Linked DNA regions of Homo sapiens: region 1 is linked to region 2. Evidence: chromatin contacts called from ENCODE Hi-C or POLR2A ChIA-PET data. All regions are on one chromosome and are shown on one strand. The core of a region is the stretch at or near the end of the contact, and the rest is flanking DNA. Distances in the headings are between cores, read along the strand shown. Region 1 holds the start of CBX5 (chromobox 5). Region 2 holds the start of DNAJC14 (DnaJ heat shock protein family (Hsp40) member C14).

Evidence for each region. Hi-C counts contacts between places; a loop is a spot of excess contacts on that map. ChIA-PET counts read pairs that join two places held with the same protein, here RNA polymerase II (POLR2A). Pooled maps may share reads with other maps.
Region 1: a loop to region 2 is called in a pooled map, with 11 times the contacts of the local background. The contact joins the promoter of CBX5 here to the promoter of DNAJC14 in region 2. A Hi-C loop is called at or near these places in 9 of 50 pooled maps. POLR2A ChIA-PET finds 5 or more read pairs at or near these places in 3 of 52 experiments (CD4-positive, alpha-beta T cell, MCF 10A and Panc1).

Annotation. Positions count from the first base shown.
Region 1 is chr12:54,277,720-54,281,885 of GRCh38, reverse strand. It overlaps CBX5 (chromobox 5), which reads left to right and starts at 1,764. Exons shown (of 5, transcript NM_012117.3): 1 at 1,764-1,878. It overlaps HNRNPA1 (heterogeneous nuclear ribonucleoprotein A1), which reads right to left and starts at 1,160. Exons shown (of 11, transcript NM_031157.4): 1 at 1,064-1,160; 2 at 384-500; 3 at 1-91. The coding sequence starts at 1,078. It overlaps SCAT2 (S-phase cancer associated transcript 2), which reads right to left. Exons shown (of 2, transcript NR_157844.1): 2 at 2,823-3,234. RefSeq lists enhancers at 1-639, 1,382-1,441, 1,452-1,541, 1,832-1,881, 1,400-2,159 and 1 more and a cis regulatory region at 65-2,365.
Region 2 is chr12:55,827,613-55,831,489 of GRCh38, reverse strand. It overlaps DNAJC14 (DnaJ heat shock protein family (Hsp40) member C14), which reads left to right and starts at 1,903. Exons shown (of 7, transcript NM_032364.6): 1 at 1,903-2,001; 2 at 2,776-3,877. The coding sequence starts at 2,832. It also overlaps the pseudogene TMEM198B. RefSeq lists enhancers at 436-635, 590-1,327 and a silencer at 1,856-1,965.

The DNA.
Region 1 (4,166 bases), core at 515-3,014, 1.5 Mb after region 2:
TTGCATTCATAGCTGCATCCACCTCCTCCACAGTGGCATATGTGACAAACCCAAAGCCCCTGGAGCGCTTGGTGTTTGGATCTCTCATTACCTGAGAACAGTGTTAATTTATGTAACACAAAGTCTGACCGCAAAAGCTTTTGTCATTTTAACTTTGAATAGGGCAATAGGAAACTTTACACCAGCCTTTTATAAAAAGTCGTCCAGTTTCCCACTACCCTAGATTTAAGAGGTAGCTTTTAAAATCAAAGCAGGACGTTCCTTTGCCAACAAAGCTCTAACTATAATGCTATTAACTACTTTCATAAGCATTCGGAGAAGACTGCACCAAGATAAGCCAAGGAAATCGGCTGTTTTACTGCTTTGTCCCTTCCAAATCTTACCACACAGTCCGTGAGCGTTCCCCATTGCTCAAAATGGCTCCTCAGGCTCTCATCAGTTGTTTCAAAGCTCAACCCTCCAATGAAGAGCTTCCTCAGCTGTTCGGGCTCTTTAGGAGACTAGAGTGGGGGGAGGGGGAAGTGTTAAATGGGCTACAACACGAAACAATTTCCATCGAGGAAAAGAAAAACTAGACACCAACTGTGTACCTAGCACTTATTGTTCGTTCAGGTCGCAACAAGACACGTGCTTCTGCCTATCAAGGGAGGCCGTATGCTGGAGTTGGGAGTGCTAGGAAATCGCAAGCGCATGCGTCCCTAGTCGCCTTCCGACGCACGCGCAACAAAGGCTTGGGCGGTAGGGGTGCATCTCCACAATGGGACTAATCGCTCTTTAGAAAACTCGCTCACCAAGGCAAGGTTTAAAAAAAGACAAAGATCCTGTGTGCCTAAGAATTTTGCTACGAGTAACGAGTCCCGCATGATAACTCATGGTTGGCGGAGAGCGGCCTCATGGCGATCAAGAGGACAAAATGGCGACTTGAACTTTGGGAGGGGTAGGCCGTGGCAGCGACCGAAGGAACTGTAGAATGGGCTGGTGCAAGGAACGAAACCCAGCAGCATCTTACCGATTCAGGAAAGGGAGAGGAAAAAATTCAAGTGGGAAAGCGCGCCTAACTCACCTCTGACTTAGACATGACGGCAGGGTGAAGAGAGACTTTAACGATGCTTCTTCGGCGGCGTCCACGGGCAGAAAGGAGCAAGCTGACGAACGTATCTGCCAGCCTACCTTCGCCCTCTCTTTTTTACCCCGCCTCCTCGCTTTCGGCATTGGTAGACTCCGCCCTGGAACAGCTCTGATTGGATACTTGAAATCGCTTCCCCCTGCTATTGGCCTGTGGTGCCACATTGCTGTGTAACGTCATTCCTTCGGTCGTTCTACGCCGTCTCCACCCCTTGGAGTCCATTGGTTCCCGAGTAATGTTATTGTTAACCAGTCTGATTGGCCAACCGACCAATCATTCACATTTGAATCTACCTTGGGTGTTTAACATCTTTTTAATCTTCCACGCGCAAATATTACAGTCAAGTCGCTTGGCAAAGCATGATTAACACTATGTATTAGACAAGCAGCCAGGAGGTAACAATTTTTTTGCAATGAACTCTTGTTGACCGCACGTGTAGTAAAATGGCGAGTTTTGCGCAGGCGCATTAAGAAGTTCCACCTGCCTCTGAGAACACGTGAAATGGCGGGCAGGAGTAGGCAGTGAACCTACGGCGCCTGCGTGTTGGCGGGAGTTTGTCCTAGCTTTGCGCATGCGTAGTGGGCGGAGAAAAAAGGTCCGGTCCCAGGATTGGTTGCGCAGGCGCAGGGAAGGATCCGTTTTGGCGGGCGGTTGGCGTTGCGCAGAAGGCGGCGGCGGTGGTGGCTTGTGGTGCGGCCTCACCATACAGGAACAGGGCAGACGTTAGCGTGAGTGATCACTCTCAATCCCGGGTAAGTGGCAGACAGTCTTATCTACCCATAGTAGGTCTTGAACTGACTCCATTTGGGCCCGTTATTGTGTGAAATGAATGGACGGCGGGGTGGGGGGATAGTGAAGGGGCAGCGGTGGGTCGGGCCAACCAATAGAAGAACAGGGGGCGGGATGTTTTAATCCCCGTAGGTTCTTTGGAGCTGTGCAGCCGAAGACTTTGACTGGCTTGTGTATAGGCCAATTGGGTCTGCCTTGAGCTGCCGACTGATCGGCCCTTGGGCCATCGGAATGTGGGAGACGGGTTTTCCCCTTCTGAGCAGCGTCTCACTGAGCCAGTGAGCAGGAAGCGCGCGGTAGGTTGGGCTTCTCCAGGAGGCAGCGGTTTGACTCCAATGGGGAATGCGGGATCGGGCGGTTAAACGGATGGAACGAATCTGGAACCAGTAGACGGACAGCCTAAGGAAAGCGCTGGGACCAGTCGTCCAATCGGCTCTCCAAAAGAGGGAGGTCTTCGATTTGGGGTTGTGAGGAAGGGGAGTCGGTGCCTGTAATGGCGTGTGAGGGTGGATGTTTTATCCACGATGACTTCTCTAACGAAGCCTTTAGGCCTCAGTCCCATACACCTCCTTGAAAGCGTAAGTTTGCTCCTGTATTCCTCGACTTGAGCATTTTTCCCCCGCCCCCTCACCACTTGAGGTTTGGGGAACAGGAGTTGTTTTTTTTTGTTTGTTTGTTTTTAAATAATACTTTCAGAAGTCGCTTCTTTAGGAAGACTGTTAAAATGTTAGAACGAATGGGAGAAATCTCTATGTACTGTCATGGAAAGGCGTTCAAGAAATATCTCCTTCCTGATAGTGCATATTTCTACTGACAAATATGTTTGTAGGTCCACAGAAAAGTTTTGGAAAGCTACACACCAAAGTGTCAATCCTAGGGACACAGTAGGATCGAGGCAGATTAGATCTTTAATGTTTAAAACTTTGCAAGGTTAATAATTTGTGATTAAAATTAAATAAAAAATGAAGTCGATTGTTTTGTGTTTCTAGTCATAATCACATACTTACAACCCCTTTTCTGTTTTATGTAATCCATGTGCCCAGTGCTTTTATTTTAGTCTCTTTCTCCCGGGAACTTTCATATATTTCTTTTCTTTACACCATTGAAGATATCCTAAAGTCCCTCTTTTTGCTGTTCCTTTGAGGATATCTGACTTTGGAATAAAAAAGAAACAAAGAGGGTAATATTTAGGGTTCTGGGGACAGAAGATTCATCCATCACCTGGATTATTCCTTGCCTTTTAATTAGATTTCCTTCGAAGTGTGTTTTACATGCAGTCTATCTCCTTTTGGTAATGCCCACTCTGCTTATTCCAGGATCTTTTGGAGAAATAAATAAATTTTGATAACATTGGCTGTATCAGAGTCTTACTGCTTTATTCAATAATTTATTCAGGATCAAGGGAAAATATTTAAATACTGAAAATCAACTACCTATGAAATACACTTATAATTAGAGACCTTTCCGACTTTATACCAAAGACAGACGATTTTAATAGCAGTTTATGAACAGAGGAGAGATTTCCATGTTCTCTGGCACTAGCAAAAGGACAAACCTATAATTTATACCTGGCTGTAAACCTATTTGTAGGTATGCTAGTAATGGAGTTGCTGAGCTTCTGAGAACTAAAGTGATACTGGTTAAGGGTATCTGTCCTGGATTTATTTAGGTTTGGAAGGAATACAGTCTTGACCTACAGCAAGGTTTCTCAGCATTAGCACTGTTGGTATTTTGAGGCAGATAATTCTTTGTTGAGGGTGCTCGGAGTGTCCTGTGCATAGTAAAATATTTAGCAACATTCCTGGCCTCTACCCACTGTATGCCAGTAACATCGCATCACTCGCCACATCCCCATTTGTGACAGATTGTTTCCAGACATTGCCAAATGTCCGGGGAGGTAGGGATGGGGGATAAAATCTCCCTTGGTTGAAAACCATTCATTTAAAATACTGGAGTATGCAGGGCACAGTTTCGTGTTCCTGTAGTCCCAGCTACTCTGGAAGCTGAGGCTGAGGTAGGAGGCTTGAGTTCAGGAGGTCAAGGGTGCAGTGTGAGATGATTATGCCTGTGCATAGCCACTGCACTCCAGTCTGGGCAGCACAACAAGATCCCATTGCTAAAAAAATAAAAATAGAACACTAGAGTTTATTATTTTTTCAAAATCCATTATTTTACCAATTGGAAAATAGGTAAAGGTGAGAAGATGGTTGAAATGTTTAGGGAGTGGCCTTTGGTAAATGGATCACTAAAT
Region 2 (3,877 bases), core at 654-3,153:
GTTGTTGGAGGAAGAGGCATCCAGCCACAGTCCTAATCCCACAGCCCCTCATGGAATAAGCAGGGACTTTGCCCACAGACATCTCACATCCTGGTAGCCACTCGCACCTCCCCTTAGGATATTGGTGGGACTTTTCCTACCTCACCCTTCCCCCAGCGGTATCAGGGCTGCCAATGGGATTTGAATTCAAATCCTGAAAGGAGAACACCAAGGAGGAGCTGGCATTTCGGGCACTGTGGGAATGAAGTGGCAAAAATGCAGGCACATTACTTTCTTCAGCTGTCCTTTGGATATCAAGGTCCTTACAGGCTGGAGGGTTGACTCTCGGAGCTCCTCTCCTCAATCTGCTTGGAAGTCTGGGGACCCTGGACAAGCGGGGGTTGGGGAGGGGATGTTAACTACTCACCATCCTGCCAGGATTGAGGAGAGGAGGGGGTGGAAGTGCTTCCCTAGACCTCCAGATGCATCCCTGCTCGGAGGTCCTAGACGCCGGGGGTGCGGCTGTCGGTCAAGAGCACCCCCAGGGTCACTCTGTTGCTGCCTAAACTCTTTCAAGTCGCAGCCCAGGCTCTGTGAGCTAAATGCAACTAGCTTGCAGGGTGGAGAAAGGGGACAGGGCGTGTGTGTTGGGGTGTGTGTTTGTGTTTGTGTGTGTGCGCGCGCGCGTGCGCGCGGTGGGGGGAGGAGGGGTGACATCACAAGGCAGGCCCCTCCAATTCTTTCCCGTGTGTGTGGGGGGACCCAGGTTGCCTACTGCTCTAGTCCAGGACCAGAGACCCCCAACTATATAGCAGGTAAGAGTCTTGAGGGTCACCCCAAGAGTTTTGGAGAAGGGTCTCCGAATACTTAGGAGATGACAACCGGAAGCTCTCAAAGCCCCAATAGGGGTCCCAGCGCCCCCCTAGCTTCAGCTTGGTTTCTTCCACTTTCCAGAGAATTGGAGTATTGTCTCCTGGAGAACCGGGTGGTCGGGATCGTGGACCAGGGAAGGGGCTTTTGCTGGTCGGGGAGCGCCAACTGGGGGTTCATGGGTGGAAAAACTTTCGGATCAAGACGGGGTATAAGGCTAGAGGCGTGTGCAGAGGAGGGGACCGACGGAACGGGGACCCAACTGGGTCTACGTGGGGGCGGGGGCGCTTGTGGACGTCCACCAAATAGCTTGGTATGCAGATGAGATGTCAAGCAGCAGGTAGATGAGTTCAGTGTTCTTTGGCTCACGGGCAAAGTTCTGAGCCGAGCCAAGTTACGCTCCCAGTTCCTAGGCACCGCTCGGTGATCGGGCCTGGGGAGCTGCGACCCGAGGGGCGGATCCAGGTATAAGGGGCAGCTCGCCAGCTGGGTCAAGCGCGGGGGAGGCCGTGGGTTGCTGTGAAAGGAGGGGCAGTGCTGCGGGGCGAGGGAGGGGGCCAGCCGGGGCACCCTCTCCTCTGCTCCACCTCCGCACCGCAGGATACAAAGGGGCCTGTGTCCTCGCAGCTGCCGGCACGGAAGGGATCAGGGCAGTGACTCTTCTGAGCTCCCTGGTTTTGTCTGCAAGGGAAAAAGACTATATGTGGCTCGGTGGCTGCCCTCCATCTCCCAGGAATACAAAGCCTAGGAATACACCCAGAGCAATCCTGAGAGTCTGCCCTTAGTCTGCAGGCATTGGTGCAGAGTCCACCTGCCTTGCTTCCTGCGGTGCAACCTGCGGGAATCCCATTCCCACACGCGGAGGGAGGGGCCTTTAAATGGCGGGGCCAGTACTTCCTTAGGACCGCCTCCTTGGAGTCGACGCAGCCCTAGCTGGATTGGCTTGCCTCTCAGCCAACCGCTATTTCTTTTCCTTCCCGTCTCTTCCCTGGTGACCCCGGAAGTGGAAGTAGGCCCAGGTCGCCGGCGGCCGCGGGGACGGAAGGCGGAAGCAGAGCGTGAGCGGGAGGCGGAGCCGGGAGAGCGGCTCTCGTAGCTCACCCTGGCCCCAGGCCGGGCGGCTCGAGGGGGAGGAGTTACCGCCGTTCTTCGGTACGTCCGTCTTTTTTTTTTTTTTCGTTTTTTTTTGTTTTTTTGAGATGGAGTCTCGCTCTGTCACCCAGACTGGAGTACAGTGGCACGATCTCGGTTCACTGCAACCTCCACCTCCCGGGTTCAAGCGATTCTTCTGCCTCAGCCTCCCGAGTAGCTGGGACTACAGGTGCGCGCCACCACGCCTGGCGAATTTCTGTATTTTTAGTAGAGACGGAGTTTCACCATGTTGGCCAGGCTGGTCTCGAACTCCTGACCTCGTGATCCGCCGGCCTCGGCCTCCCAAAGTGCTGGGATTACAGGCGTGAGCCACGGTGCCCGGCCACCTTCGTCCCTTCTACACAGCCGGTGGGTTCCCTGTTAGTCTTTCTTAGGGGCAGCCCTAAGCTCCGCCCCCAGATTTTCCTCCAGGGCCGCATGGCCCCCACCCATTACTGGAAGTCTGTGGCCCCCTTTCCGGCGGTCTTTCCCATTTTCCTAAGAGTGACCCACCCTCCCCCGACCACACCCTTTACGGTACCTCCCTGTTTCCCTGATTGAAGGTTATAGTTTTCTGGGGAAAGAAGAAAAACTTAAGTGATTTGGAGGAGAGGGGAGGGAGCAAGCAGGGTTGTGGTGAGTCTAGTTTTGGCTTATTGCTAGGAATAGCGAATGCCCCAAAAGAACTTGGGAAAACAAGGGAGGTGGATGAATTAAATGTGTCCACTATTTGAGATTGTTTAATTCCTCTCTTGGTCTCATCCTTGACTGTCTCCACCTTGATATCTGTTACAGGCATCAGAACACACCATGATGGCTGTGACCTAAGACCCTCAGGAAGCCCCGGGGTCATGGCCCAGAAGCACCCCGGAGAAAGAGGGTTGTATGGAGCCCACCACAGTGGTGGTGCCTCCCTCAGGACTTTAGGACCCTCCGTGGACCCTGAAATACCTTCATTCTCAGGACTCAGGGACTCAGCAGGGACTGCTCCTAATGGTACCCGCTGCCTCACAGAGCACTCTGGTCCTAAGCACACACAGCACCCAAACCCAGCCCATTGGTTGGACCCAAGCCATGGCCCCCCAGGGGGTCCAGGACCACCTAGAGATGCAGAGGACCCTGATCAGAGTGAGACGTCTTCAGAAGAAGAATCAGGAGTGGACCAGGAACTCTCAAAAGAAAACGAGACTGGGAACCAGAAGGATGGGAACTCTTTTCTTTCCATTCCATCTGCTTGCAACTGCCAGGGAACACCTGGAATTCCAGAAGGGCCTTACTCTGAGGGAGGAAATGGTTCTTCTAGCAACTTTTGCCACCACTGTACCTCTCCAGCTTTGGGGGAAGATGAGTTGGAAGAGGAATATGATGATGAAGAATCTCTCAAGTTCCCCAGTGATTTTTCACGTGTGTCCAGCGGAAAGAAACCCCCATCCCGGAGACAGCGGCACCGCTTTCCAACGAAGGAGGATACTCGGGAGGGTGGACGTAGGGATCCCAGGTCCCCTGGTCGACATCGGCTGGGTCGGAAACGAAGTCAGGCAGATAAGCGCAAAGGCCTGGGATTGTGGGGAGCCGAGGAACTATGTCAACTTGGACAGGCAGGCTTTTGGTGGCTGATTGAACTGCTGGTATTGGTGGGAGAGTACGTAGAAACTTGTGGCCATCTCATCTATGCCTGCAGGCAACTGAAAAGCAGTGATTTGGACCTTTTTCGAGTTTGGATGGGAGTGTGGACAGGGCGGTTAGGGGGCTGGGCCCAGGTCATGTTTCAGTTTCTAAGCCAGGGGTTTTACTGTGGAGTAGGACTGTTTACTCGTTTTCTTAAGCTGCTGGGTGCTTTGCTGCTCCTGGCTCTGGCCCTCTTTTTGGGCTTTCTACAGTTGGGATGGCGGTTTCT